3 separate regions of the Homo sapiens genome follow, and regions 1 and 3 are each linked to region 2. The links are chromatin loops, found by intact Hi-C in ENCODE. Cell type or tissue: GM12878. All regions are shown on one strand. Links, peaks and the distances in the headings refer to the core of each region. The heading gives the core; the rest is flanking DNA. Region 1 has its middle 7.8 kb from the start of SCYGR5. Region 2 overlaps AGFG1 (ArfGAP with FG repeats 1). Region 3 overlaps AGFG1 (ArfGAP with FG repeats 1).

Evidence for each region. Hi-C counts contacts between places; a loop is a spot of excess contacts. Peaks named below come from ENCODE experiments on the same cell type or tissue, not always from the same donor. Only the 100,000 strongest peaks of a DNase experiment are listed, where the experiment ranks them.
Region 1: it touches region 2 in a loop (8-fold over the local background); 29 of 110 quality-filtered maps call a loop at or near these places.
Region 3: it touches region 2 in a loop (2.0-fold over the local background); 9 of 110 quality-filtered maps call a loop at or near these places.

The regions. Positions count from the first base shown.
Region 1 is chr2:227,653,716-227,664,275 of GRCh38, forward strand. No RefSeq gene overlaps it. Among named protein-coding and RNA genes, the nearest start is that of SCYGR5, 7.8 kb to the right of the region's middle. In GM12878, for the core only: a CTCF peak has its summit at 4,722 (motif pointing right); a DNase peak (open chromatin) is centred at 4,706.
Region 2 is chr2:227,474,306-227,484,865 of GRCh38, forward strand. The region is part of intron 1 of AGFG1 (ArfGAP with FG repeats 1); the gene reads left to right. Among named protein-coding and RNA genes, the nearest start is that of AGFG1, 7.4 kb to the left of the region's middle. In GM12878, for the core only: a CTCF peak has its summit at 5,975; a DNase peak (open chromatin) is centred at 8,795; H3K4me3 peaks cover 1,776 bases; H3K27ac peaks cover 4,480 bases.
Region 3 is chr2:227,530,803-227,541,362 of GRCh38, forward strand. AGFG1 (ArfGAP with FG repeats 1) reads left to right here. Exons shown (of 13, transcript NM_004504.5): 6 at 289-408; 7 at 2,747-2,956; 8 at 4,043-4,223; 9 at 5,823-5,902; 10 at 6,099-6,191. Among named protein-coding and RNA genes, the nearest start is that of SCYGR2, 63 kb to the right of the region's middle. RefSeq lists a silencer at 4,159-4,238. In GM12878, for the core only: no CTCF peak of the experiment used is centred there; a DNase peak (open chromatin) is centred at 4,109.

The DNA.
Region 1 (10,560 bases), core at 1,125-9,124, 180 kb after region 2:
GCAGATTTCCTCCTAGTTCACATTGAATAGTCTATGTCACTGATCTTGCTATTTGGATGCCATGAGCTAGGACTAGGGACTCGTTTCAATGGCCTGTTTCTCTATCACCCAGGAAATCACAAGGCTCAATGAATTGCTGATAGCAATTTTGGTACTGAAAAGTAGGGCGGGGCTATACCAAATATGTAAAAGTGTGGAAGTGCCTTTGGAATTCTGTGATGGGTAGAGGCTAGAAGTGTTTTGAAGCACTTCATAGAAAAAGCCTAGATTCACATGTCTGAAATTGTTGGTAGAAATACAGACATTAAAGGCAATTCTGGGCCGGGTGCAGTGGCTTATGCCTGTAATCCCAGCACGTTGGGAGGCTGAGGCAGGTGGATCATGAGGTCAGGAGTTCGAGACCAGCCTGGCCAACATGGTGAAATCCCATCTCTACTAAAAATACAAAAATTAGTTGGGCGTGGTGGTGCGTGCCTGTAATCCCAGCCACTCAGAAGGCTGAGGCAGGAGAATTGCCTGAACCTAGGAGGCAGAGGTTGCAGTGAGCCGAGATCATGCCACTGTACTCCAGCCTGGGCGACAGAGCAAGACTCTGCCTGGCGGAGTGGGGGTGGGCTGGGGGAAAGACAATTCTGATGAAGGCTCAAAAGGAAGAGAGGAGAGCTACAAAGAAAGCTTCTATTGTCTTAGAGAATACGTGTACCACCATGTACAGAATGTTTCTAGAATTATGCACATTACAAGGTGTTTCTGGTGAGGTCTCAGATGGAAAGGGGTAGCATTTATTGGACACTGAAGGAAAGGTGATTGATCTGTGTTATAAAGCAGCAGAGAACTTGGCTGTATTATGTCGTGGTGTTGGAAGGAAAGCAGAACTTGTAAGTGATGATGCACTTGGATATTTAGCTGAGGAGAATCCCAAGCAAAGTGTGCAAAGGGGAAGCCTGTTGTCTCCTTGTTGCTTGTAATAAAATGTGAGAAGAAAGAGATAAATTAAAGAAGGAACTGCTAAGCAAAAAGGAAGCAGTACCTGATTTGGAAAATTCTCCACCTGTCCAAATAGTATACTATAGAAATGTCAAAAGTATGGCTCAACAAGTGTTTGCTAAATAAATGAGGTGTGTGGCTCATGGATCCAATCATTTATCTCATCAGAAGCCAAGAATAGAGATGTAGTTGTTCAGGAAAGATCTGTGCAGGGCCCTCTTGTCTGATGGCTTAGATCACCATGAATTTCTTGGGAGGCTGACAACGTTTTTGAGAATTTTATACCAGGAGAAACATTGCCATTCTGGACTGAAAGAGACCATAAAATTAACAAGAATGACTTAAAGCCTGGAGTGCTGGATGCAGAGGCCAGTCTCGAACTCCTGACCAGTTCGAGACCAGTCTAGCCAACATGGTGAAACCCCATTTGTACTAAAAATACAGAAATTAGCCAGACGTGGTGGCGGGCACCTGTAATCCCAGCTACTCAGGTTGCTGAGACAGGAGAATCGCTTGAACCCGGGATGCAGAGGTTGCAGTGAGCTGAGATCACGCCATTGCACTCCAGCCTGGGTGACAAGAGTGAAACTCCATCACAAAAACAAACAAACAAAAACATTGTAGTCTTTTATGAGAACATCTAAGTTTTTAAACAACCACCATATGGGTGTAAAAGATCATCAGGCCATAGAGGATTATGCTCAGGCCTTGAAGTCTTTTTTTTTTTTTAATTGTAAGTTTTCTTCAGTCTCAGAAGGTATCAGGCCTTGAAATCTAATGGAACTTGCCTTCCTAGGTTTCAGACTTGCTTGGGACCCATGACCCCTTTTTTCTTTCCAATTTCTCCCTTTTGGAATGAAAATGTCTGTCCTATGCCTAGATATTGTATTGTGTAAGCAGATGACTCATTGTCTGACTTCACGGGTTCATGGATGAAGAAGAGTTTGCCCCAGGGTGATTCATACTCTGAGTCTCAGCCATCAGTGATGTAGATGACAACATTTGGGACTTTGAGTTCATGACCTTTAGATGAAATTTTGGACTTAGAGTTGATACTGGAATGGTTAAGACTTTTGGGAATATTTGGAAGGGGTGGATATATTTTGCATGTGGGAAAGATGAATTTTGGGGCAAAGGGGAAGACTATTATGGGTTGCTTGTGTCCCCCAGAAAGACACGTTGAAGTCCTAATCCCCAGCATCTCAGAATGTTAATTTATTTGAAAATAGGGTTGTTGTAGATGTAATTAGTTAGGTTATGATAAAGTCATGGTGGAGTAGGGTGTGTTCTTAATCCAATGACTTGGTGTCCTTATAAGAAAGGGAAAAGAGACACAGAGACAGACCTGACAGTGAGAAGACAGCCATGTGAAGACCAAGGCAGAGATTGGAATGATGGATCTACACGCCATGGAATACCGAGAATTGCTGGTAAACACCGGAAGCTGAAAGATGCAAGGAGGGGCTCTCCCCGATAGGTTTCAGAGGGTACATGGCCCTGTTGACATCTTGAATTCAGACTTCTAGCCTCCAAAACTGTGAGACAATAAACTCACGTTGTTTTAATCCAACCAGTATTTATGGTATGTCATTAAAACCACCCTAGGAAGCTGACACAGATTGTGCTACACCTAATTTGAATTTTTAATCATTTGCACAAAATGTGGGATTAAATCTTTAATTAAAATATTTCATTTAAATCTACTGTATTCTGATTTTCCATGTATCAATACTTTCACTTTTGTTAAATACAAATAGGACAGATGAATCTATATTTACATATGGAGTGAAATTTTCCAGTTTGTTTTTGTTATCTTTAGCTAGGTAATAAATGTTAGTTACACCCCGTGTGGTGGTTGTTTGAAAACTTAGATGTTCACATAAAGGACTACAGTGTTATTTATTTATTTATTTATTTATTTATTTATTTGTTTGTTTGTTTGTTTTGAGACAGAGTCTTGCTCTGTCGCCCAGGCTGGAGTGCAATGATGCGATCTCGCCTCACTGCAACCTCTGCCTCCCAGGTTCAAGCGATTCTCCTGTCTCAGCCTCCCAAGTAGCTGGAATTACAGGTGCATGCCACCACGCCTGGCTAATTTTTGTATTTTTAGTAGAGGCGGGGTTTCACTATGTTGACCAGGCTGGTCTCAAACTCCTGACCTCCCACCTCGGCCTCCCAGAGTGCTGGGATTACAGGCGTGAGCTACCGCGCCTGGCCTACAGTGTTATTTTTAAAAACTAGATACTATATGAAATGCAGACATGATAAAGGGGTGCTTAACCCTTTTAGGTGACCTGCCTTTTTAAGAAAATTGCAATTTTCATAAAAAAAGTATACATTTTAAAATAGTTTAGTCATTACTCATTTTGTAATTTATTTTATATTGATTTTCCCCTCTGAGATTCAAATGTTTGTAACCATTGCTGTCTTTTTTACAGGTCTCTCTTCTTTATCAAGTTATCATATTTGGGAACAAGTGTAACATGGTAGAAATGAAGATGTCTCTTGCGTGGGAGGCTGATGCTCCAAGGGAACCTTGGGCAGGATCCATGCTTTCTGTTAACACAGGCTTCATCTACCCTAAGTGCTCAGGCAGCGTTTGGAGAAGGAAGAAGGATGACTGGAAGGAAGAAAGTTACTTTTTTTTTTTTTTTTGCAGTTGTGGGGAAATTGCACTGATTCACGCATGTACTTTTCTCCAGTCTCCCCGGTCACGAACAGAGCGTAATTGCTGCACGTCTGGCCAGAACAAACACTTGAGCTGGAAATACCAAACTGTATATATGTTAAACACAGGCTAGTTTTACAGAATTTTCACCTCTACTTCTCAATACAAAACCTGTTTTTCACAACTAGCATTACCCCCACACGCAGAAATTTTTAAAGAAAAGATGACTAGGTCTATTCTAGAACCTTTTGTTATTCCTGGCAGTAGTACAATGAAATTGGGTCTAGTGGTATTTATTGTTGGGGTGGATGTAACTCCTATTGAATCTGAAAGCACAGCATCAAGTGAAAACTGCTGAACAAATGCTAAGCATAGAAACTCTTCTGTTTATGAACTTTTTGGTTTTCAATAGGCTGCCCTGAGTATGCTTTTTTGTTCTTAATTGAACACAACATGGTACAAAAAATTACTACCCCTGGCCGGGCGCAGTGGCTCACGCCTGTAATCCCAGCACTTTGGGAGACCGAGGCAGGCGGATTCCAAGGTCAGGACTTCGAGACCAGCCTGGCCAACATAGTGAAACCCCGTCTCTACTAAAAAATATAAAAATTAGCTGGGCATGGGGGTACATGCCTGTAGTCCCAGCTACTCAGGAGGCTGAGGCAGGAGAATCACTCGAACCCGGGAGGCGGAGGTTGCAGTGAGCCAATATCGTGCCACTGCACTCCAGCCTGGGTGACGGAGTGAGACTCTGTCTAAAAAAAAAAAAAAATTACCTGTGGGTGCTGGGCTGAGCCATGATTTTGTTCCTCATCTGGAGGGATTAAGGACTGCTTGGCTAAGCTCATCCCCAGTTATTGACTCAGTTGGACTTGTGGGGAAGGTGTGAAACCAAAATTTTTTATTTCTAACAAATTCCCAGGTGTTGCTGCTGCTGCTGCTGGTTGTGGACCTCACCTTGAGAACCACTGCGTAGCTCACAGCCGTCCTGGCCAGCTCTCAGGCTGAAAGTTTGAGAGAGATTTCTGTAGTCATTTTAGCTGTAATTCCCCCGAGGGTTACACTAGAGGGCAGTGTGATTACAGCTACTGCGATGGACAGCAGGTTGACTTCACACTGAATCCAGACCGAGGTTTTATATTTTGTTTCCAGATGTTTCATGTAGGCATTTGTAGGTAGAAAAGGTTCTGCTGCTAAAAAGAAGTTAAAAGTTTGCTCTCTCTCCTGTCTTTTTATTTTATTTACTTATTTTTTTGAGACGGAGTTTCGCTCTTTTTGCCCAGGCTGGAGCGTAATGGCACAATCTCGTCTCACTGCAACCTCTGCCTCCTGGGTTCAAGTGATTCTCTTGCCTCAGCCTACCAAGTAGCTGGGATTACAGGCATGCACCACCACTCCTGGTTAATTTCATATTTTTGGTAGAGATGGGGTTTCACCATGTTGGCCAGGCTGGTCTCGAACTCCTGACCTCAGGTGATCCGCCCGCCTCGGCCTCCCAAAATGCTGGGGTTACAGGCGTGAGCCACCACGCCCAGCCTTTTTATTTTAAACTCATATATATTTATTAGCTGGAGAGCTGAGGCTATTGAGGTGTACAATTTTATTTTCCATTATTCAGAGAATGTTAGAGATAAATTTGCTATTTGAGCTCACTTTTCTAAACGTGTTTTCAGTGACTCCTGTTTTGTTAGTAGTAGAAATAGGGTTTGAGACCAAATAAAGCTGGAAACACTGAGTTAAAGTTACACAGACTCCTTTATTAAAATATTCCTTAGAGCCTGTGTTTGTACATTGGAAACCACTGGGAGGAGGATGCGGAAGGCAGGACCGCTGTGGGAGTAATGCCTTCTGGGTATTTTGGACAGGAAACACCTGCCTGGTCCTGATTCTTCGTCTTTTCCATAAGGAATTAAAAACTGGAAGAGAAAAATGACTGCTATGTAGTGACAGGACCTGTCTCCGGACTGCAGTCCAGGGTACTTTCCGTAGGACCAAAATATTATTACCTGCAGTTCTATGTGCAATGACAATACCCGGGCCAGTCAAATGCACTCGGTCTTCGGGCCTCGGGTCTTCCTGTTCCACCTGTTAGGACGCTCTTGCTCCAGGCATCTGCAGCCTTGCCTCCTCACTGCGTGCAGAGTGCTTAAATAGCACCTTATTAAAGAGGACCTCCCAGACCACTCTCCAAAATGGGCCTCCTTGGGTCACTCTCTATTTTCGTACCTTGCTTTGTCACCACCTGTTATGTGCTTAATTATTTTTTTGTTTGCTTCTTCTCTCTAAAATAGAGCTAGAACCGAAGGGACTTTATCTATCTTAGTGTCTGCTATATCCCTAGTACTTTGTAGGTGCTCAGTGAACATATACTGGATGAATTAATATTTTCAAAGTATAGAACATAAGATTGGTTATTCTATCAGCCAGAGTTCTCCAGAGAAATGGAACCAACATATTGATATATAAGTATACATAACACATTATATATATATATAATGTTAAATATGTTAAAATGGTAAAAACTGGTATCTTTTATTAAATGGTTCTAACAGTACCCAGATAATGTGAACATTATATACATTTACAGAAAAATTTCCACTTGCACTTCTGGGTTTAAAAGTGCAATATCTGGCCAGGCGCGGTAGCTCACACCTGTAATCCTAGCAATTTGGGAGGTCGGGGCAGGCGGATCTTTTAAGCCCATGAGTTCAAGACCAGCTTGGGCAACACGGCAAGACCTCATCTCTACGAAAAAATACAAAAAGTAGCCGGGTGTTGTGGCGGGCGCCTGTGGTCCTAGCTACACGGCTAAGATTATACCTAGACCTACACTACACCTATGCTGAGGTGGGAGGATCACCTGAGCCTGGGAAGTTGAGGCTGCAGAGAGCCATGATTGTGCCATTGCACTCCAGCCTGGATGACAGAGTGACACCCTGTCTCAAAAAATAAGATAATAAAAGTGCAACATCTGACACTTTCTAGTAATTGTTTAAATATAATGATATTGTATACTCTGGTTTCTCTTCAAATTGTGTACATCTTTTGCCTTTTAAATGTAATGGTATTTTATTTTATTTTATTTTATTTTATTTTATTTTATTTTATTTTTTTGAGATGGAGTTTTGCTTTGTTGCCCAGGCTAGAGTGCAATGGCGCGATCTCGGCTTACTGAAACATCCGCCTCCCAGGTTCAAGTGATTCTCCTGTCTCAGCCTCCCGAGTAGCTGGGATTACAGGCATGCGCCACTACGCCCAGCTAATTTTGTATTTTTAGTAGAGATGGGGTTTCTCCATGTTGGTCAGGCTGGTCTCCAACTCCTAACCTCAGGTGATCTGCCCGCCTCTGCCTCCCAAAGTGCTGGGATTATAGGCGTGAGTCACCATGCCTGGCCAGTATTTTATTTTTATATACTCTGGTTATGTTAGAGAATATCCTTCTAGGCTTCAGGGCGTTTGAATTTAAATATTATTAAGGTAAGGGGTATTTATATTTATCCAAAGGCCTCTCTGAGAAGGAATTCTATACTGGGTTTGACTGTAATTAAGGTAGCTGCCTTGGAGAATACTGGTCATTTTAATTTTCCACTCTCCAAATTTCACAGAAGTGTTTCTCATTGTCAGACTGACCTACAGTCATACAGGGAAGGGAATCCAGGCAACATCATCCCAGGTTTCTTCCATAAAGGAAGGAGGAGACTCTAGAAGGTGGTGGTGGTGATGCCAACAGACATGAAGTACAGGATCTTTCAAATGAGATTTTGAAGTTCACACACCTTCCATAAGGCCTACCTTCCCCTCCTCCACTGAGCATCACGGGGTTGCATTGTCTGTCCCTGAGCCGCAAGGCCCCTCCTCTCCTGCTGACTGCGAGGCAGTGGGGGTGGGGAGTGGAGTGTGTGTGGTCTTAGATAGAAAAGAAAGCCTGAAAAGAAACGTAATGTGCTAAACAACTGATGTGTTAAACACCTGCCTTCTGATATTCTTAAATGGCAGTCCTGTCTCCAGTGAGAAATAAATGTCTCTTGATAAATGCATTTACACTTACTCTCTAGTCACGATCAGCCAGTCCTCTGGGTAATGTCACTTTGAAGGAAGGTTGGATGCTTATCAGGAGAGAGTGAGTGGCCTTGGGTGGAATCCAGCGCCCAGTGGGGGACAGCTTTAGTGGGATGACCTTCCAGATCACACCACACTGGCTGCCACCCGCTCTGCCCTGCACAAAGTGGACCCAGGTGAAATAGCCCTTCTTGGAGACCCATTAGATGAATTCTTGTCTTCCTTAAAGTAAAGTTATTACTGTTCCAATTTATATCAACCAAACTCTTGCTTACATGGAGTAGGTGGCAATGACAGTTAGAAACTGAATTATACCCATAAAGAGCAATGCTGATAAGGAGAAAAATCTGTCAGTGGTTGAATTGACACTGGCTGCTTCCCATCTAGTTTGACTTCACAGAAAGTGGGGAAATGCTCTTTTTTTGTGGGATACTTCTGAGGTTTCCTGGGTCTTTCCTGTGCAAATGAATGATGAAATAACTATCTGCGGAGTCACTTAGGAGCCTTACTGGGGTCAGCCATTTTCTGTGCTCCAGAAAGCCCACCCTCTTTTTTCTTCCATTATATTTCTATCTCGTCTGACCACGTGTTGTTGCACAACTCCAAGGGTGAACTTGGAACTGAGATTCCAGTCTTTTCTTCCTCATGCTCTCATGCTTTTCAGAGACCTGGAGATGCTGAAATTCCTCTGCCTTTTCTTGTCTCTTTGCCTGCTCTAGCACTTCTGTCCTCTGAATTTGGTGGGAGAAAGTCAGAAGAAATAAATCTCACAGAATAAACAGAATAACAGTCTCCTTAGAGAGAGGAGGTGATGAAGAGGAAAAAATACAGACATGGAGGTAGATGGTCTTAAAGGAGAAAGGAGATTGGAAGCCAGTCCCCACAACTAACAAGGAGAGTAATAATGCTGCCTTTTCAGGATTTTTTTTTGGGTTGGGGGGGGACAGGATCTTACTCTGTTGCACAGGCTGGAGTGCAGTGGTGCATTCACAGCTCGCAGCTCACTGCAGCCTTGACTTCCTCAAGCTCAAGCAATCTTCCCACCTCAGCTTCCCAAGTAGCTGGGACTACAGGCACACGCCACCATGCCTGGCTAATTTTTGTATTTTTTGTAGTAGAGACAGGGTTTCATTATGATTCCCAAGCTGGTGTCGAACTCCTGGGCTCAAGCAACCCACCTGCCTCAGCCTCCCAAAGTACTGGGATTGCAGGCATCAGCCACTGCACCCGGCCTCTTTTTCAGGTTCTTGAGCTCAAATGTCAGCATCATCACTTTCTAGCTATGATCTTGGGAACTTAGATGTGGTCACTGATATTGTCCTTGCTTCTCATTGCTGCCTCCAGACAATTATTCCCAACTCCTTGGGAGAAAATGAAAATGTCAATCTATTTGAAACTCAATCAGCTAGAGCACTGTCTCCTCGGCGCTGACATCTACTGACTTCCTGGTCCGTCTTCCTCAGTCATCAAACCCTTTGGCATCAATTCTCCATCCTAGGTCCTGCCATTATCTTGCAGCTTTTCAGTATCCACATGTGATACATCTTGTCTTTTTTGTTCCTCAATCCCCTCATTTCTAGACTCCTTTTCCACTCTACCTCAGCTCCCCATTCTTGTGGCCACATCCTGTCCTCCCTCCAATGTAAGGAACTGCGTCACCTGGCTCTGTCTACAGGGATCTCGCCTTCTTGCTTACTCGATCATCTACTTCCACGGGACCATTCTTCAGTGTTATCGGGACATCCTTGTTCTCCTCTCAACCTCCCTGCCTGTCCTTTCTTCACTTCCCTTATTTCCTCTACAGCAATCACACCAATGCCCAAAGCTCCATGGCCTCCCTGTGTTTCAGTCACATTTGTATGAAAAAAAAACAATCCCAGGAAAAATCTTTGATCTGCTTGCTAGAGAAAGTCACACAATACAGCAAAATAATTCCATCATAAGCTCACAATCACCAGCTTCAAGTGGGATTTAATCAGGCAGTCCTGTGAGGTTTCTCTAGTTGGCTAGTTATTATTATTATTTTGAGACGGAGTCACATTCTGTCACCCAGGCTGGAGTACAGTGGCGCAATCTTGGCTCACTGCAGCCTCCACCTCCTGGGTTCAAGTGATTCTCCTGCCTCAGCCTCCCAAGTAGCTGGGACTATGGGTGCGTGCCACCACACCCAGCTAATTTTTTGTATTTTTAGTAGAGACGAGGTTTCACTGTGTTAGCCAGGATGGTCTCTATCTCCTGACCTCGTGATCTACCCTCCTCGGCCTCCCAAAGTGCTGGGATTACAGGTGTGAGCCACTGTGCCCAGCTGGCTAGTTCTTACTCTCCATCTTGGCCATATTACACTGTGTCTGTATTTCTCAGTCCTCAAATTCCCCTACTCTGCCTTCATTCCCAGAGACTATAACCTACTTTATAGAGAAAAAGGAAGTCACCAGATGCCATCTCCCTCAAGCTCCCAGCAACATGCAAACTACTCTCCATCTGCCTCCGCTCACCATGTCACACTCTGTAACACGAGGCAGCCATTCCTTCTCACTAGGGCCAGTCCCTTCATCGGGACCTGGAATTCCTGCTCCTTCCCCCTCTGAGCACATTTGCACTACATTTTTTTTTGTTTAAAAAAATAAATATTTCACTTCTTTTACTTAAATTGCCTCTCCTTATTTAAAAATTTATTTGACATCTTCCATTTTAGAAAATCCTCTCTTGACCCGGCAACGCTCCTCAATGACAGTCTGACCTCTCTTCCTTCATCAAAGACAAACCTCCTGAGCAAGTTTTCTATGTTAACTGTCTCTACCTGCTCTCCTCCCTCTCATTTTAAATCTCACCTGCAGGTATCCTGT
Region 2 (10,560 bases), core at 1,532-9,531:
AATCCATGTAAAGTATTTGATTTGGAAAAAATACATATATTTACACTTCCGGATTTCTGACATTTCTGTGTAGTCCCTGTAAGTACAGCAGCAAATGTGTAATATCAAGGACATATTTTCAAATTTCTTCCTAGATACCACATTTCAGAAACATTGTGCATAAAAGGATATCTCAGTATAATGACAATTATTTATCTTAATGGAACTTAATCTGTGGCAGATAGGACTTCATTTCTCTATTGAGTCATTCCACAAATATTTATTGCCTACTTGTCCTGTGTCATAAGTTACCTGGATCTTAACTGTTCTATGGAGCGTGCCTTGTAAGTATGTAAACGTAGAGTTACAATATATTGTAGTATTTCCTTTCTGTGAATGAGATAGCCAGGAAATATGTAAATGATACAGCTTCTCTGGGAGTTGATGCCTGAGCAAAGACCTTTAACGAGAAATTCTGCTTCATATGTTTGAAAGATCAAGTACTTATGAGCTAGGTACACATGGCTTTGAATCCTGACTCCAAGTATTAGTTATACGGTATTGAGAATGTCACTCAATCTATTTGAGCTTGATTTTTCTCTTATATGAAACAGTGAGGATAAGATTTCCCTTGTAAGTTTTGGATGTAGATTTGTTTTCAGTATTAAAAATAATGTATGTTAAACATCTCACGTAATGCCTGGTATATAGCAAGTGCCCTATAGATGAGAAGCATCAAGGAAGAGGACATGCCATGAGTAAGGGAACAGTACTGTATGTGAAAGATATTAAATAAGAAATATCCTAATAAAAATCTGTCACTTTGGATTTTATGGTTGTAACTCAAAACCGGAATCTAATTGGTTTAAAAATATGAAGGGTTTATTGATTGATTTTAAAGTAAAACTATACAGTGGCTTAATAATATTGCCTAGATTTTCCTCATTCGAGCATGGTTGTCCCCAGCTCCTGGGTATACTGCCTTAATTATGTCGTTGGTCCAATACTTTCAGAAGTTCTGCATTTCCCTCTGATTGGGTTAGCTTAGATCATGCCACAACTGGACACATGTTCTAACCTGACTTCATTGTCACAAGGATCCCCAAATAGAGTTCCCAAATCTGAAATCTAGAATTCTTGGGATGTAGGGAATGAAGACTAGAGTGGCAACCATCAAATGTCTACTGCAGAACGTTGGAGGGACAATAGCTTCTGAAGATTTTTTTCTTTGACAAGCAATAGTGCAGGAAAATAATTTAGGAAGAATAATATAACTCTTGGGTTTAATAATTATGTATCTGATGTTTAGATGACATGGTATAATTGAAAGAATATGAATTTTGAAGTCAGATTTTGACAATGCTACTAGCTTCGTGGCTTAGGGCAAGGTGTTATGCTAGGCCACTACATGCAGATTGGCCCAGATCCATCCTTGTAGCCTCAGTTTCTTTATTTATGTTAAGAAGATATCATATAGCTCAGGGTTGTTAAGAGGATTCAATGATACACATCGTTACTGTATTTACTTATTGAGCACATACCGTATTTGAGGATAGGGCTAAGCACTGGAGTTACAAATATTGAAATAAGGCATGCTAGCTGCCGTTCCTTGATTTACCTGGAAAATATGAATACATAGCAAATAGTATCCACTATCATGAATTCTAAATTTTAGGATAGTGACATACCTTCTATCATTTATACTAATACCTTTTTTTAAAATAAATTGAACTAGCATCTTGTTGTTAATGTTACTAGACTTGGAGCTAATCTTTCTTGTTTCTTTTTTTTCAGATGACTGTCCTATATGCTTGAATGATGTTCATTCAGAGTGTAACTGAATTTAGATTGTAAAACTTTAAAATGAACTTCAGAGTTAGATGCAGTTAAACTATTTGTTACTGAGGCAGAATGATGAAGGCATCCTAACTGATTGGTTTGTCACTATCTTTCACTGTCTTTCTGGTTGTATTTATGGAAATCCCTAAAATTCTGAATGGACACTTCAGACATTTAAAATATAGCCAACAGTAAAAATGGCCTTCATGTTAAATAACTTCTAGTTGATTTAAAGACTAGTTTTAGACTAAATTATTTGTTTTATGGAGACTATAAACATTAGTATAATTGATATGTAATATAAAAGATTGTCCTAGCCTTAAAAAGTGATCCATAAATTTTTCAGTGAGGGTTTAGATAAAATAAAAAATAACATTTGAGAAAGAGGTTGCCACTTTAATACCATCTATTTTATGTGGACAGTGCATTTAAGCTTGAAATTTCACAGGTAATAAATGTAGCTGGATAGTAACTTATATTCTGTTGATTCTGTGTACATTGACTCTTGAGATGAATGTTACAAGAATTTTAATTTTTTTTAGATGACAGATGAAAAGAGGTATTTAATGTTTTTATACAATTAGTAGCATTAGGATGGATTGCAAATCAGATGCTCTTTTGGAGCTCTGTGTATAATATTCAGGACCTTGTGAGGTCACAGTGAGCAGGGATTTATATTCTTAATTCCTTTTTTACTTTTTTTGGATACTCTGATATGGCCACATTCAGTTAAGTATTTAGAGTAAGTGGCCAAAATATTTTATACTTTCTCTCTCTCTCTTTTTTTTTTTTTTTTGAGACATAGTCTCACTCCGTCACCCAGGCTGGAGTGCAGTGGTACGATCACGGCTCACTGCAACCTCTGTCTCCCGGGTTCAAGCCATTCTCCTGCCTCAGCCTCCCAAGTAGCTGGGATTACAGGCGCCCGCCACCATGCCCGGCTAGTTTTTGTATTTATAGTAGAGACTGGGTTTCGCCATGTTGGCCAGGCTCGTCTTAAACTCCTGACCTCAGGTGATCCACCGCCTTGGCCTCTCAAAGTGCTGGAATTACAGGCATGAGCCACCTCGCCTGGCCTAGATACTTTTTCAATTGTGAAGGACAAATTTTTTATTTTAAGCAAATATTTATTAAGTGCCAGATACTAGCCCATGTGCTGGAGATACAACAGTTAAAGTATTTATTGAAAAAAAAGAAAAAACTATTGAGTGCTAGCTGTGTGACAGACATTCTAGTAACAGTGATGTGAGGAAGGTACTATTATCCAAGCTCAACTTTAAGTTGTAAAATTAGTGCACACTCTTAGTGTTTTGCTGTTATAACCTGCTAGAAGTTGGGATCTGGAACTGATGCTGATTCCACCACCAAAGAATGTATGGTTACCATGGTTACCGTAAATTGTTGTGAATTCTATATTTTGGGGATTTAAATGGTAGATTTTACTTCATTGTGTTTCAAATGGCAGAAAAAAGACTTTTTCTTTTTTTTGTTTTTATTTTTTGAGACGGAGTTTCACTCGTCACCCAGGCTGGAGTGCAGTGGTGCGATCTCACCTCACTGCAACCTCCACCTCCCAGGTTCAAGCGACTCTCCTGCCTCAGCCTCCCAAGCAGCTGGGATTACAGGCATGCACCACCATGCCTGGCTAAATTTTTTTTGTATTTTTAGTAGAGATGGGGTTTCACCATGTTGGCCAGGCTGGTCTTGAACTTCTGACCTCAGGTGATCCACCTACCTCGGCCTCCCAAAGTGCTTGGATTACAAGCATGAGCCACCATGCCCAGCCCAGAATAGATATTTTATGATGCATCATAAATGTTTGTTTTATGGCTGTGTCATGCTTTTTATTATTTTTAGGGAACTTCTTAGCTCCAAAATGTGTGTTCTTATTTTTGAGTTTCATTGAGAAAATACTGTTGTGTATTCTGAAATCAATGGGAATGATGGTGCCGTTCCAACAGCGATTCTTTTCAATTTGGCATGTGCATACTACCATGTGCCGTAATTCTCGTGCTATTTTTTATATTTGAATTCTAATTAGAACCCCTCATTGTATGCAGTCAAGTTTGATAGTGGATAAGTTTATCAAAAAATTCAGTTAAAGCAAGCAATCAGTAAAAAAAAAAAAATACATACATGCACACATACATATACATGTATCTATTATATATACATATATAATATATATATTTAGCAAGCATAGGTTTTTTTGTTTGTTTGGGTTTTGTTGTTGGTTTGAGACAGGGTCTCACTCTGTCGCCCAGGCTGGAGTGCAGTGGCATTATCATGGTTCACTGCAGCCTTGACCTCCCCAGGCTTAGGTGATCCTCCGACCTCAGCTTCCCAGGTACCTGGGACTACAGGCGCGTGCCACCATGCCCAGCTAATTTTTGTAGAGATGGGGTTTCGCCATGTTGCCCAGGCTGATCTCCAACTCCTGGCTCAAGCAATCCTCCTACCTTGGTCTTCCAAATTGTGGGGATTACAGGCGTGAATTACCATGCCCTGCCTCAAGCTTAGGTTTTTAAATTTTAACATACAACTGTTAATTTGCTGGCACATAAGGCTTTGAATATGGGTCCACTGATTAGATTCTTTGTCCCCTAATATAACCCAGACTCATGCTGTACTATTTATGATTTTTAGCATTTTAATGTACTTATAAAACAGTTTGAATGCTGAATTCTTCTAGATTTTTATGATTTTTCTCTCAGTCTTTTACAGTTCTTTTCCATGGTCAAATAACAGCTTATCCTAGTGACTTGTTTTAGTCTCTAAAAATACTTAGTTTACATGGAAATAATTCTTCTCACTCATGCCATTGTTTTACATGACATTCACTTAAACTATATACTTACCAAGTACTGTACCAACTATATTACCAAATACTATACCAGACAAATTTTGATAAGCATAAAACTCACTCTCTCCTGAGAGAGGAGCAGGAGAAAGTGGCCTTCTAGCCATGAATGTTCATTGTGCAGTAGGCATTAACTTTAGGTTTCTCAGAGGGAAGGAGAAACATAGATTTAACCAGCAAATTGGATAAGAAGGACTCTTCTGTATAGTGCTGTGGGTACCTTTTATACTGGGAAAACTCCAGCATTCAGGTTGTGGTGACATCATTTGACCATAACTGAGTATAAAGGCATTATTGCCATGTTAAGCCTTTTTCTGTTCCCTATTCATTCATCCATCATTTTTGGCATGTGATTTTTAAACACTGGCTTTTAGTTTCAAAGTGGATAAAATACAGTTTAGATTAAATTTACATTAAATTTTATAATATTAGTGCATTATAAATGAAAAGAATTAAGACATTGTTTTAAAAGAACTTGCCGACCTCTGGATCTCAATTTGAAAATCATTGTCTTTTTAGAAACCTCTGTATCTGTTCCAATAGCATTCTTTGGAAAACAGGCAAATCTCCTTATTTGATATTTTCCTTCTTTTCTGTGCAGCGTGCATGATGTTCACATTTGTGAGAAACTCCTATGGAAATATTCGGGACTAGGTTTTACTACTCCCCCTCATTTTTTCCCCCACTTGAATGTGTTTTCTAATTCAAATCAAAGTGATGATTGTCTAGGGAAATACAACTTGGATACCTTTAATGTATGTAAAAACGTTTTAAAATCAGTTATAACTTTGAGTACTTACATTAATAGCATGTTCCTTGTGACATTTTTTACAACCTTACACACGAGAACTATTGCTAAAGACACCTGATTGAACATTAGAATGAAATTCATGAGCTATTCAGTGGGGACAGGAAACTTATTTGAGTTGTTTGAAATACAGAGAATTAATTTTTGTTTGTGTTAGAACATACTTTGCTCAAAGACTTCTGACTAAGATAGCAATCTTTTTGATTGACACCATACATGTTTTGTAGAGGTCATAATTATACCTTACTTTTATTCTGGTTGCTTGTTTTAAGAGGAATGTTAACAAACTGGAGCATGCTCCAAGGAATCTGATCAAGATGGTAAGGAAGTTTGAAACTATGTATTAGAGGAACATTTGCAGGAACCAAAAATGCTACTAGCTTAAAGAAGAAAAGATTAGACAGTGGGGGAGCTGTACACATGATCACTGTCATTGGGTAATTTAAGGCATTGGGAGAGGTAATACATTTATTTTTACGACTCTAGGGGGAGATGCAACACCAGTGTTTGTAAGTTATGGAGAAACAGTGTATGTTCAGAAAAGGAAAGAGGAATTTTCCTTGTAATTGTCAGATTCCAAAAATTCTTGTCTTTCCATATTTCTTATTTTATTTTATTTTATTTTTGAGATGGAGTCTCACTCCATCTCCCAGGCTGGAGTGCAGTGGCGCCAACTCAGCTCACTACAACTTTCATCTGTCAGGTTCAGGTGATTCTCCTGCCTCAGCCTCCCTGGTAGCTGGGATTACAGGCATGAGCTGCAATGAACTTCCTTCAATATGATCAGATGCATCAGCTACTTTTTTTTTTTTTTTAACTGTTTCTGGGTACTTTTATAATCTTCTGCTCTGGAAATGCTGCTGTCTAGGCCTGCTGTGCGGCTCTCATACCAGAACTTTTCTTCTATCTTCATTCTGGAAATTCCCTTCACTTGTAACCTATGTTAGATGCTCTGTTTCCAGGACCCCCAACATTTCCGTTAGCCTCCTGATGAAAGGTGAATGAGAGGTCATTTTTGAAAGCCACAAAGCTGAAAATGTTTTATTCTGCCTTCTTTTTAAAAATTAGTTTGCCTACATTCACAAAGGTGAAAATACTTTACCCTTGGAACTTTCAATATATTGCTTAGTTGTCTTCAAACCTTCAGTGTTGCTGTTGAGAAGTCTGATGCTATTCTTATTACTGAGTCTTTCTGACCCACTTCTTTTCTTCCCTCTTTTGGAGTATGTAAGATCTTCTTTTCTTCCTGCTGTTCAGAACCTCATATTGAAGTATTTTGGTGTAGGTCTTTTGTTCAGTGTTTTAGGCTTTTTTTTTTTTTTTTTTTTTTTTGAATTTGTTTGGAAACTCACGCTTTTTATAGTGCAGACATATTTTCTCCAATCTTCTTTTTTGGGGAATATAAAAGCCTGTGATGCCACTGTTCTGGGAACCAAGTTGAGGGAGGTGACTGTCATTCTGTGTGTTTGATCTTAGATAATCCTCCAGCTTTCCACATGGTCCCTAACAAGAGTCTTCAGCAGTGTCTTGAGTTTGAAGTCTCTGTGGTATAACCTCTTTAAAACTTTCCTTCAGACTTCCCACCTAGGGCTGGTGGGAGTATGCTTTTGGCTGTTAAGGAACTGGAGAGTCTAATGATTTCTGACCCCACTTTAAGCCCTCACCTGTATCCAGTTCCTTCAGTAAATCTTGATATGTCCTGTGGTGGGAATCAGTTTCCAGTTGGCTTCTCCCACCTTTGCAGAAGCTTCTGTTTTGGCTTTCTCCATAAAGTCACTTACTGCTGGTATTTTGTTTTTAAATCTTCCAAATTTTGTTATTCAAGAACTGTCGTGTGCTTTTGGACTCTTCTCTTGTTCTCTGACGCTCTGTTTATTTTAATTTTTGTGGGCACATAGTAGGTGTATGTATTTATGAGGTACACAAGATAGGAGTTTTGATACAGGCATGCAGTATGAGATAAACACATCATGGTAACCCTCTGTCTCTTGTGGGTTAATACCTTCTTATTCCTTTACTGTCATTTCGTTGTGGGTTTGGGCATGTGAAGAGATTTAGATTTTGTCCACTACTTTTTTTTTTTTTTTTTTTTTTGAGACAGAGTCTCGCTGTTGCCCAGGTTGGAGTGCAGGGGCGCGATCTCTGCTCACTGCAAGCTCTGCCTCCCGGGTTCACGCCATTTTCCTGCCTCAGCCTCCCACGTAGCTGGGACTACAGGCGCCCGCCACCTTGCCCCGCTAATTTTTTGTATTTTTAGTAAAGACGGGGTTTCACCATGTCAGCCAGGATGGTCTCGATCTCCTGACCTCGTGATCTGCCCGCTTCGGCCTCCCAAAGTGCTGAGATTACAGGCGTGAGCCACCGCACCCAGCCTTGTCCACTACTTTTAACTAGAATGCCTTAATTAGGTTTAAGTCATAACTTGAATATTATTTTTTAGATGCTTGCTCTAAGTGTTACAAGGACCTTATGGTGTAGTATTTGTGGCTTTCCCAGAAACTCAGAATAACAATAGGGATTTATATCATGCTTATTATTATATATAGAAAGCTAAATATATTCAGTTTTTTAATGTTGGACTCTGGATAGACGAATATTTTGGACTAGCCAACATATACGGTGTCTTGGCATCAATAGTTTGTAGATTTGATAACCTACTAAAGGCACCTTCCTTCCATCTGTTCTAGATTTTAAATGTATAATTTTATGCTATGAAACATATGTAATATTTTTAGTAAATAACTAGGATGGGCTAGATCTAAATGTCAACTTTATTACTTTCTGCCAGTATTATTGGCAACTACATAAACTTCCACAGGTTATTAAAAATATTTTTACCAGCTTCTCCCACAGCAGGAGAAAAACAATTAATAAAACTAACTAAATAAGCTTTCCTACTTACTCATCCAGCACAGATTGTTATTTGAATTGAACAAATGGTTATTTGCAAGATTGTTTGAGGCCTAGTTAAGAGCAGCACACTGATGGACATATGGAATGAGCCACACCATCTGGTTACAGTCATACCTGGGTGGTGGTCATTAAAACTAAATCTCCTGGGGATCTGCAGATGTCTTAATTATACTACAAAAATGTATTGGGCTGCACCAGTAGGCTACTTTGAACTTCTTGAAACCAGTTAACTTGCAAACATGTTTTCAAGATATCAAAACTGCAGTTATTGAGTCTTTTTTTTTTTTTTTTTTGCACAAAACTGAAGACTTAAAATGTGTATTTGAGGATCTGGAATGGGTGGTACTTCAGTATTGGCCCCATGAAAGTAATGTGGTTTACTTACCCAACACTTTCATCCAATAGTTATGACTAATATGACAGAAAAGTGTTTTATAAACCCTGAATTCACCCTGTAGCTAGAAGGGCTTTAGCAAAAAAGGGAAGTGACCTCAGGTTCACATCTTAAAAATACTTGTTTTGATTCACTGCAGGATTTTATTCACTTAAATGATCAAATTTGGTAGGTGAAGATAGTCTGCTAATGATAAATTTAATTACTCTAAAAATTGTGGTTACTATAGATACTAACACGAAATCAGGACTACAGTTTTTTTATTTCTTGACATACGTTATAATTTTTTGGTATGCAGTTCTGTGAATCTTAACATATGTATAGATTCATATAGCCACCACTCAAATTAGAACATGCAAGTTTTCCATCACCCCAAAAAACTTTTAGCCCTTGTTTTTACTGTACTCCTGGCAATTACTGATCTGTTCTCCAACACTGCAGGTTTTGTCTTTCCAAGAATGTTGTGTAAATGGACTCATAACTTTTCTAGATTGCCTTTTTTCACTCAACATATTATCTTTAAGATTAATCCAAGTTAGTTGTTGTTTATCTTAATAGTTTGTTCCTCCTTGTTGCTAAGTAGTATTCCATTGCTTGTTTGTTTTTCCATTTTCTGTTTGAGGAGTTTCTAGTTTTTGATATATATGAATGGAAATGCTGTAAATGTTTATGCTCAAGTTTTTGGGTGAACGTAAGTTTTCATTTCACTTGGGTAAATATCTAGGGCTAGGTTGTATGGCACATGCATGTTTAATTAAAAAATTGGCCAAGTTTTTTTGGTTTTGTTTTGATTTTTCCCTTTTACTTGTGGAATTCCGTTTTCTTTTTTTTATTATACTTTAAGTTTTGGGGTACATGTGCACAACGTGCAGGTTTGTTACATATATATACACATGCCATGTTGGTGTGCTGCACCCATTAACATTAGGTATATCTCCTAATGCTATCCCTCCCCCCTACCCCCACCCTCCATTTTCTTTTATGGTCACAATTGAAATTGTACTATTGATATTAACATTCCAGAGTTAATCAGTATTTTAATCTTCTGTTAATACAAGGTCTTTAAAAATACAAAGTAGTTTCATTTAAGTGGTGTTTCTTTTTTTTTGAGACGGAGTTTTACTCTGTGGCCCAGGCTGGAGTGCAGTGGCGTGATCTCGGCTCACTGCAACCTCTGCCTCCCAGGTTCAAGTGATTCTGCTGCCTCAGACTCCTGAGTAGCTGGGATTGAGGACTGCCACCACACCTGGCTAATTTTTCTATTTTTAGTAGAGATGGAGTTTTAACCATGTTGGCCAGGCTGCTCTCGAACTCCTGATCACAAGTGATCCACCCGCCTGCTGGGATTAAGATTACAGGTGTGAGCCACCGCGCCTGGCTCATTTAAGTGTTATTGTTGGTAAACATATTATTTGTCCCTTTTTTCCTTCTGTTAGTTGGATGTTACTGTAATAAGATGATATTTGTTTAGATTTGCCAGTTTACAGTTTGCTTACCCCTTAGCATCTCAAGACTTTCTTGGGTCATTTTTCTTCTTAAAGTATATACAGTATAAGCTTCTTTAATGAAGATCTCTTAGTTTTTTTTTTGTTTTTTTTTTTTTTTTTTTTTTTTTTTTTTTTTGAGATGGAGTCTCACTCTGTTACCCAGGCTGGAGTGCAGTGGTACGATCTTGGCTCACTGTAACCTCTGCCTCCTGGGTTCAAGTGATCTTCCTGCCTCAGCCTCCCCAGTAGCTGGGATTACAAGTGTGCGCCAACATGCCCG
Region 3 (10,560 bases), core at 749-8,748, 56 kb after region 2:
TTAATAGAGTCACTTTTATAGTACTGTGCTTGAGGTCATATACAGAGTATTGTGTCCAAATTTATCATTGCACAAAGTGTTTTTGGAAATTCTTGGTTACTCCTTAGTAAATTACCTGTAATTGGGTTACATGCTGGTAGGGTTTAAAATCTGATTGCTAAGTGAATTCTCTATAAAGTGAGTTTTGATACATAGAAACTTTTCATATAATTCTTAAACTCATGTGTCATGTATTTTCATTTATAGTTTTCATATTCATTAACATATGTTGTTCCTTACCATTTACAGCTCAGAATTCTGCAAATGCAGATTTTGCAAACTTTGATGCATTTGGACAGTCTAGTGGTTCGAGTAATTTTGGAGGTTTCCCCACAGCAAGTCACTCTCCTTTTCAGCCCCAAACTACAGGTAGAGCTTCTCCAGCATTGTGCTTAAATGTTTACTTTACAAAACAAAACTCTCTAAATGTAGTTTTGAAAAATTAGTCTAAACTTAAATTCTGTAATTATCTGACTTTAAAATGGTTCTATCTTCAAAAGCTCTGGGGAAACCTGAACTCTTTATTTTTTTCTATGTTCATTTGTTTTTCTGCATTATTTGGTATATTGTCTGTTTGACAACATCCATTCTCCTCCTTTTCCTGCGCATGAATCTTCCTTATATCTACCATGCACACAGGACAGAGGCATGACACTACTATAAGTATTTCTCTCTCTCTGTCTCTTTTTTTTTTTTTTTGGCAATCCTCCTGCCTCAGGATGGAATACAGGCACATGCCACCACTCCCAGCTAAATTTTTTTTTTTTTTTTGGTAGCAGCTGGGTCTCACTATGTTGCCCAGGCTGGTCTTGAACTCCTGGCCTCAAGTTATCCTCCTGCCTTGACCTCCCACAGTGCTGGGATTACAGGTGTGAGCCACTGTGCCCAGCCAGTACTATAAGTTTTTTAAGGTTCATAGAATCCATTGATTTAGGCTGACATTATACCTCTTAATAAAGGAAGCTGGTTGCTTCTGTAGAGCTAAAAATGTAAGTAATTTTCGGGGCAACAAGCCTGAGAAAAATTTTTATATGTTTATTAGACAAGAGTAGATTAATGATCACTTCAGTCAAACTTGGAAATAGTTTTCTGTGCAGGAATTGGTGTTTAAACATTGAATACTCTTTCCATAAATTGTGCTGTTTTCGTAAACTCATGGAACCCTTATTTAGATTTTTGGCTGATTACTTTTCTTTCAACTTTTAACTCTGTGTATTGTCTTAAAGCCTTTTCTTTCAATTTTCTTTTTTGTTTTTTCTTTAACTTTCATCATTTACATAATTTCTGGCTGTCCAGCATTTAGAATGCTTTCATCTAGCTGCAGTTTTGGTGAATTTACTTCAGCTTTTCCTCTTCAGGCTACCCACAGTAAGTTCTGTTGTCAAGTAGGCATCTTATACTAATTTGTATATTTTTGCTATACTTCAAGGGTTTTTCCAGTTATAGATTGTTAATAATTCTTTAGTGATAATCCTTCATAAAAATCTCTTCCAACTCTATTTATTAAACTCAGAGTTAGAGAACACAATAGTAGACAATCAAAGAGTTACTTGGTTTAATAATAATTTGAAATAATATTCTTTATATAAATTTTGAAAGTTTAGTATGTACTTTGTTTGCCAGCTCCTTGTAACAGGTCACAATATTTTACATACAAACATATATTACTTACCTTTAATTGAAACCACCATGATTTAACTCTTGAAAGAAATTTGATCAGTGTATATTTTTTTTAGAATGTATAAAAACCTGCTTGATAGAAAGTGTTCGTGTTTTTTTAATAGAAGTTCATGCATTCTGTTTTAAAATTATCTGTAGTTGTCTTTTCTATCACTTTAATATATAACTGTGTATATATACTGTTTTGATTTCTGAAACTAAAGTTTAGAAATAAAGAACTAATATCCCAAAAATGTAGGATCAAAAGCATAGAATGAAATATACTGGTTTTAGTCTTTTGATAGTACTTTAAGGAGGTCTCTATAATAGAGAACAGATTTTAAAGATGTAACAGGATATATATAATAGTGGCCATTAGGTGAATTGTGGTTTATAAAGTCAAAAATTGCTATAATGTATTATGTACTGTAATTTTAATGCCTTGAACTATATGGTACGGCATGATTTTACAGTGGACATCTTGATATTGTATACACATTAAACTATTATGTGGAATTAAATAGTAGCTCTTCAAGTGAAGTAAGTATAAATGTCAACGACCATCTTTTAAGGAATTTTGGATCACCGTAACACATTTTACACATTGTTAATCGCTACCCCTGGGATTGTTTAAACTGTTTCGTCATGGAGCCACAAAAGTTTGAAATCCTCCTAGTAAGATACTTTGCATCTTGTTTGCAGTCTGTTCAGGGAGAACTAGTGAAAGGCTGTAGTATATTTGGACTAGAAAGTAACTGAATCTCAAACCAGGTAGTGTGGAGATACCCCTCCATGAATTACATTCTTCATTCCAGGGTAGGTAATACACAGAAACATGTTACTTTACCTGTTGCCAAGGCCTTTGAAAAATCTACTTTTACAAAATTGGAAAACGTCACTTGTAGTCAAAAGCCATTGCCAGTCATTGATTTTAATGTTGTAAGATTGCTTATAGGACATTTAATTTAGGAAGAAATGATCATACAGTCTATGAGAGGGTACTAGGAAAAGCTTAGAAATTTCAAGTGCTCTGTTTATTCTGTTACAGGTGGAAGTGCTGCATCAGTAAATGCTAATTTTGCTCATTTTGATAACTTCCCCAAATCCTCCAGTGCTGATTTTGGAACCTTCAATACTTCCCAGAGTCATCAAACAGCATCAGCTGTTAGTAAAGTTTCAACGAACAAAGCTGGTTTACAGACTGCAGACAAATATGCAGCACTTGCTAATTTAGACAATATCTTCAGTGCCGGGCAAGGTATCAAGCTTTAAGCAAAACAAATACAAATTTGTGTTAAACAGTGCTCTTAATTTGGTTGTATTTATTAAAATCTGAACATGCTACACTTTTCTCAGTTGTTGTATAGAAATTTTGTCTGCACTGTCATTTTGAGTAAAATGTTCACTTGACACATTTTAGACCTGAAATATCAACTACAAAACTGAAGACATAGGGACTGATTTGTAAACTTTCAGTCTTACTAGTTGAGAAAAATTTTATTTTGTCCTAGAAGGCGTGCTTTACTTTTCTTTGGCTATAAAGAGCCAAGAAACCCCATTGGCAGAGCTGAATGGAGGATTATTTGGTGGTTTCTGTAATATATTTACTTCGAACAATTTTCCGTTAACATCTTGGTGGGTTTTTTATATTTAAAAAAAAAAATTCATGAATTTTACAGTATAGTCTTGTATCCAGTTTTATCTTAAGGCTAGTAGCCTCTACAAATGCATGTGGCACTGGTGAATAGCAGGTGTGTGTTGCTAAATGGAATTCTCCATTCTGATCTCTGGGCCTGTTTTCCTCCTCTCCAAAATGAGGATAATTCTAAGCATTAAACTCATGGAGTTGTGTTCTAAGTATTATTGCATGTTAAGGCATATAGAACAGTGCCTAGCACATAGTAAGTCCTCAATAAATGTTTCCCGTTATTACCATCTCTAATTTTTTTGTGGAGAATGCTGGGGAAATGATGCTATTGATAGACTGTTCACATTAGGTCTAGCATTATATGAATTTATATGTTCATGTGAACAAGATCCACCCGTCTTGGAGATGTTAACGTAAGAGCACTTGAGAGTTTCTTTCTTATGCATAATCCAGACAAATTTTTTTGGTACAGAGTGTTAATTTTTGTTAAGAGACATATTCTGTCTTTATCACAGTGGTATGTATAACAACTAATCCTGTCCAGTATGGTCCAGGTTATTTATTAGATTAATGATTTGGAATCCTGCTTAACTCTAAATCCATTTTAAGTTTACCTGTGTTTCATGGCAAATGTGGTTGATAAGTTGAAAGTGTAACTTTAAATTTTTGGTGTAACTTGATTTTGTTCGTTCCCAGGTGGTGATCAGGGAAGTGGCTTTGGGACCACAGGTAAAGCTCCTGTTGGTTCTGTGGTTTCAGTTCCCAGTCAGTCAAGTGCATCTTCAGACAAGTATGCAGCTCTGGCAGAACTAGACAGCGTTTTCAGTTCTGCAGCCACCTCCAGTAATGCGTATACTTCCACAAGTAATGCTAGCAGGTACCTTGTCTTAGCTAGCCCTCCTGCTTTGTGTTTTATCTTTTTTTTCCAACTTTGAATAATCAATTAAAAAATGACTGTTTCAAGGTATAATTTTAAAATTCTTGGATATTTTTGTAAATTTGAGGAATTTGAATTTAAATGCTAATTAAAATATAATCCTTGAATAATTGCCATAATTTTATCTTTTCATTGAATCAGACGTTTTGTTATGTTCTGTCCTTGAACACTAAACCGTATTTGAGAGCATGTACACATCTCAAAATGGACAGTTCCTTACAGATTGTACTCAGCAGAGAATCCATTTAGTAGTCAAATAATATACTTTAAAAATAGTTTTTAGTCATGATGATTAAACAGTGAAAGTCCCATATTATAGGCTTAGTTGTAAATACAGATTTTTAGAAGTGTTTGCACCAAAGCCCAAAATCAATTCTGTATCTCTTCAGTGTCATCCTCATATTTACAAATAAGCACATCTGCTGTTATGTTCATATATATCTGTTAGAATTCTTGGCAGTAGGAAGTCTAACACATTTTAGGACATTACACTTGTAAAAAACTTTTCTAGTCTTTATTTTAGAGTTGCGGAAATAGTCTCAGAAATACAAGAGATTTACCTATAACAATGTTTTATTCATCTCTGTTTTCCAATCCTGTGGATTGTATTTACTAATTTCTTTAGTTATCCTGGTAGCTTATTTTCCTTTAGCATCTTTTCTAGAAAGAAATGTTAGGATTGTAACACTTCCGGAAACATAAAGTCTGGAAACATACTTTATATATAATACATGATTTATTGATATTACATTACAGTACATCAGGGGTTCACAAACTGTGGTCCATGGAATGTTTGGGGTACCTGAGACCCTTTCATGGGGTCTGTGAGGTTAAAACTTTCTTTATAATAATTCTGAGAGATTGTTTACCTTTTCATTAATTGATATTTGCATTGATGGTGTGAAAACAATGGCAAGTAAAACTTGCTGGTGTCTTTTTATTTTTTTTTAATACTTTAAGTTCTAGGGTACATGTGCACAACGTGCAGGTTTGTTACATAGGTATACATGTGCCATGTTGGTTTGCTGCACCCATCAACTCATCATTTACATTAGGTATTTCTCCTAATGCTATCCCTCCCCCAGCCCCCCACCCCCGACAGGCCCCCAAGTGTGATGTTTCCCACCCTGTGTCCATGTGTTGTTCTTGTTGTTCAACTCACACCTATGAGTGAAAACATGCAGTGTTTGGTTTTCTGTCCTTGTGATATAGTTTGCTTAGAATAATGGTTTTTGCTGGTGTTTTAACATGAATATTAAGATAGTGGCACCAAACTGTACTAGTCGTTACAATAGTCATATTCCTTCCCACTACACATTCAGTTTTACTTGTATTTTTTATTTTTTTATGATGATTCTTAATGAAGCAGTAACAATTGTTTATTTTATTACATCTTTACACTTAAATGTCTTAATTTTCTTTGTGTTGATACTGATGCTGTGATACACGATATGTTCATTATTTTATGGCTACCCTGTAAATCGTTACTTTCTTTTTTTTTTAAGAAAAAAAATGAACTCTTTCAATATTTGTTCTCAGCAATGTTTTTGGAACAGTGCCAGTGGTTGCTTCTGCACAGACACAGCCTGCTTCATCAAGTGTGCCTGCTCCATTTGGAGGTATGTGCTTCTGGTATATACACTGGTTTTTACAAAGAACCCAAATATATATTGTGTAGCATTTTCTTAGGAGTCAAAGCAATGATTTGTTATCAGAATCCTTGAGTTTTCTGTCTTGATAAATATAGTGAAATAATTTAAATCTTAAATACAAAATGTATTAGGATTTTATAGTGTATTTTATAATTTTTTAAAGCTACGCCTTCCACAAATCCATTTGTTGCTGCTGCTGGTCCTTCTGTGGCATCTTCTACAAACCCATTTCAGACCAATGCCAGAGGAGCAACAGGTAAGAAAAAGAGACAGTGGAACAGTAAGTTTTGGGGAAGACATTTATCAACAAAGACACCATGTGAAGAACACCAGAAAATGGGGCCTCTTTCTTAGTGAAGTGAATGGCAATGGATAGAAGAGTTTGTCCATAAAGACAAATTCTAGCTGAAAGTTCATAAAATCCTGGAATTTAACAGTTGAGAGGGACCTTAGAAATTATCTAGTGTCTGCCCTTTCCAGTTAAAGCTTTCATTTTTCAGGTAGGGAAGCCCAGACATGGAGATGAGACTCCACAGAACGTTTATGACAGAGATAGGACTTGAACAGAGCAATTTAGATGTATTTGGTGGTCTGGTTTCAGAATTACTGGTTGTCACTCATGCAGTCTTAATGGAACCATTTTATGAGAAGTTTTTATTTTCCCTATGAGATTGCATCAGATGACTTTACTACATGAATTCTTAATTATTAGGTCTTTTTCTAGTGAATATCTCTTTCAGGTGTTAACATTTTTTAAGTTGTGGAAACTTGATTCAGTCGTGGGTATAATACTGAATATTTTCTCTTTTGATAATTTTTTCCCTTAATTCTCTTTGTTGTCTCCATTTTATTTTTTGATTCATACTGTAAGCCATTCACATCTTTCTCATGTTATACCTCTGATTTTTGTCGTATTACCTTAAACACCAGAGATATTTGCCAGTATCTTGGAATGTCAGCAGGTGCATTTGGTATGGCTGGGTATCCATTAAATCTAGAGTTTGTATGCTTTGTTTTTGTGTATATGTCACAATAATTTAGAACTAAAGCCTAAACTCCAGTTATAGCAAATGTTGATATGAACTCTTGAGAGATTAGGTACTTGTAACATTTTAATCAAACCATTAAGAATTACTAGTTTTTAGTAAATCTCTTTGTCATTGACAAGATTAAGAATCACAGTATTAGGAGTTTGAGCTGTAACTATTTTCTTTTCACATAAATGTCTTCACTTATACTCTGTTGGTAAGTAGCATAATAGATGTTTGATAAGTATTGGAATTTCACACAAAATTTAACTTTAAAAAAAGTTTAATTCAAGTGTACCTAATGAATGATTGTTTTAAATTTCCATTTGTACAATTTATCAGGTGTGTGATATGTGCAGTGTTTCTGTTTCTTAGCATACTGTTTTGATTTTGTGGACTGAGTTTGTAAAATGTCTCATGATACAATGGGTTTTTGTACATTGCCTCATTTAATCCACTCAGCTGTCATCAAATAAATATTTTAATTGTGTGACAGCTGAGGGAACAGGCCCAGAAAAGTTAATTGAACATATTTTGAGTACAGCCAGCCAAACTTGTGTTCGAATTCTGATTTATAGTTACTTGCAGGTTGACCATAAGAAAGCCTTTTGAATTTTGTTCTTTTAATGAATGGGGTAAGAATGATAGGGGGATGTTCAAACATTTATTGTGATAAAGTTGTTCACAAGATGCTATTGAGATATTTATAGATATTATAACTTCACTTAAGAACTGATGAATGGAAACTCAAATTATGTTTTGACTGAGCCTAATCATGTTGACCTGACTTCTCTGAGCCTTCATGTTGTCCCTCTCTATAGAATGTGAACAATATTCTCTTGCTGGCAGGTTTGTTGTAAAATTAGATGATGCACATTTACCCTGTATGGTCTTTGCGTTACAGCATATGCTCAGTAAATCAGACCTATTATTTTCCTTTCATGATTGTACCTCTGAGTTGGTTCTATCATTAGAGTTAAGGGCCTTTTTTTGCTTATTTTATTTAGAGTATGCAAGTTTTGTAAAAGTTGAAGTTCTACATAGGATATAAAATAATATAAAATGTACAACGTATGTGCAGATGATATAAGATAATTCTAGTATTAAGTAACAAAAATTTATTAGAAAGGTAAAACGACAGTGTCCACAAATGTTTATTTCAAGGTAATACATTTTTTCCATTATAAGTCATTTTGAATTTATCACGTTGGTCACCTTTATTAGATTATTATTGAATTGACCAAATCACAAGCATTAACTGCATATGTTTCTATTGAAGCTGAAATATAAACAATACTTCGACAGATGCACTACGCTTAAGAATTTCCAGTGTTTTATACCATCAAAGTTAATATTATTTAAGAATTTTTTGTTGCCTTCAAATACATTAACACTGGCCAGGCACAGTGGCTCATGCCTGTAATCCCAGCACTTTGGGAGGCCAAGGCGGGTGGATCACCTGAGGCCAAGAGTTTGAGACCAGCCTGGCCAACATGGTAAGACCCTGTCTCTACTAAAAATGCAAAAATTAGCCAGGTGCGGTGGTACGTGCCTGTAGTCCCAGCTACTTGGGAGGCTGAGGCAGGAGAATCGCTTGAACCAGGGAAATGGAGTTTGCAGTGAGCTGAGATCATGCCACTGGACTCCAGCCTGGGCGACAGAGCAAGACTCTGTCTCAAAAAAAACAAAAAACACATGTTAACACTGTGAAATTATATTTTGAGGTACCCTTTGATCCTAGCACTTTGGGATGCCGAGGTAGGTGGGTTGCTTGAAGCCCAGGAGTTTTGAGAGCAGCCTGGGCAACATGGCGAACCCCGTTTCTACAAAAAATAAATGGTGGCAGACACCTGGAGTCCTTCCTAGCTACTCAGGAGGCTGAGGTGGGAGGATTACCTGAGCCTAGGAGGTCGAAATTACAGTGAACTGTGATTGCGCCACCACACTTCAGCCTAGCTGACAGAGTGAGACTCTAGCTCACAAAAAAAAAAAAAAAAAAAAAAGGAGGTACCCTTATTGCATAATAGTTCTATGTGAAATTCGGAAAGTTTTATCAGTATATTTCTCTTTTTGTTTGTTGGTTTGTTTTAGACAGATTCTCACTCTGTCACCCAGACTGGAGTGCAGTGGCTTAATCTTTGCTCACTGCAGCCTCTACCTCCCGGATTCAAGCGATTCTCATGACTCAGCCTCCTGAGTAGCTGGGATTACAGGTGCGTGCCACCATACCCGGCTAATTTTTGTATTTTTAGTAGAGATGGGGTTTTGCCATGTTGACCAGACTGGTCTTGAACTCCTGGCCTCAAATGATCTGCCTGCCTCGGCCTCCCAAAGTGCTGGGATTACAGGTGTGAGCGACTGCACTTGGATCATTCTTAAAATGATGTTTAAATAATCATTTTTTCTGGATTTATAAAACTTTGGGGCTTTAGTTTTTTTTTTTTTTACTTTAAGTTCTAGAGTACATGTGCATAACATGCAGGTTTGTTACATATGTATACATGTACCATGTTGGTGTGCTGCACCCATTAACTCGTCATTTACATTAGGTATGTCTCCTAATGGTATCCCTCCCCCACTCTACCCGACCCCAAGACAGGCGCCGGTGTGTGATGTTCCCCACCTTGTGTCCAAGTGTTCTCATTGTTCAGTTCCCACCTATGAGTTAGAACATGTGGTGTTTGGTTTTCTGTCCTTGCGATAGTTTGCTCAGAATGATGGTTTCCAGCTTCATCCGTGTGCCTACAAAGGACATGAACTCATCCTTTTTTATGGCTGCATAGTATTCCATGGTGTATATGTACCACATTTTCTTAATCCAGTCTGTCATTGATGGACATTTGGGTTGGTTCCACGTCTTTGCTATCGTGAATAGTGCCGCAGTAAACGTACGTGTGCATGTGTCTTTATAGCAGCATGATTTATAATCCTTTGGGTATATACCCAGTAATGGGATGGTTGGGTCAAATGGTATTTCTAGTTCTAGATCCCTGGGGAATCGCCACACTGTCTTCCACAATGGTTGAACTAGTTTACACTCCCACCAGCAGTGTAAAAGTGTTCCTGTTTCTCCACATCCTCTCCAGCATCTGTTGTTTCCTGACTTTTTAATGATCACCATTCTAACTTGTGTGAGATAGTATCTCATTGTAGTTTTGGTTTGCATTTCTCTGATGGCCAGTGATGAAGAGCATTTCTTCATGTGTCTGTTGGCTGCATAAATGTTGTCTTTTGAGAAGTGTCTGTTCATATCCTTCGCCCACTTTTTGATAGGGTTGTTTGATTTTTTTTCTTGTAAATTTAAGTTCTTTGTAGATTCTGGATATTAGCCCTTTGTCAGATGGGTAGATTGCAGAAATTTTCTCCCATTCTGTAGGTTGCCTGTTCACTCTGATGGTGGTTTCTTTTGCTGTGCAGAAGCTCTTTGGTTTAATTAGATCTCATTTGTCTATTTTGGCTTTTGTTGCCATTGCTTTTGGTGTTTTAGTCACGAAGTCCTTGCCCATTCCTGTGTCCTGAATGGTATTGCCTAGGTATTCTTCTAGGGTTTTTATGGTTTTAGGTCTAACACTTAAGTCTTTAATCCATCTTGAATTA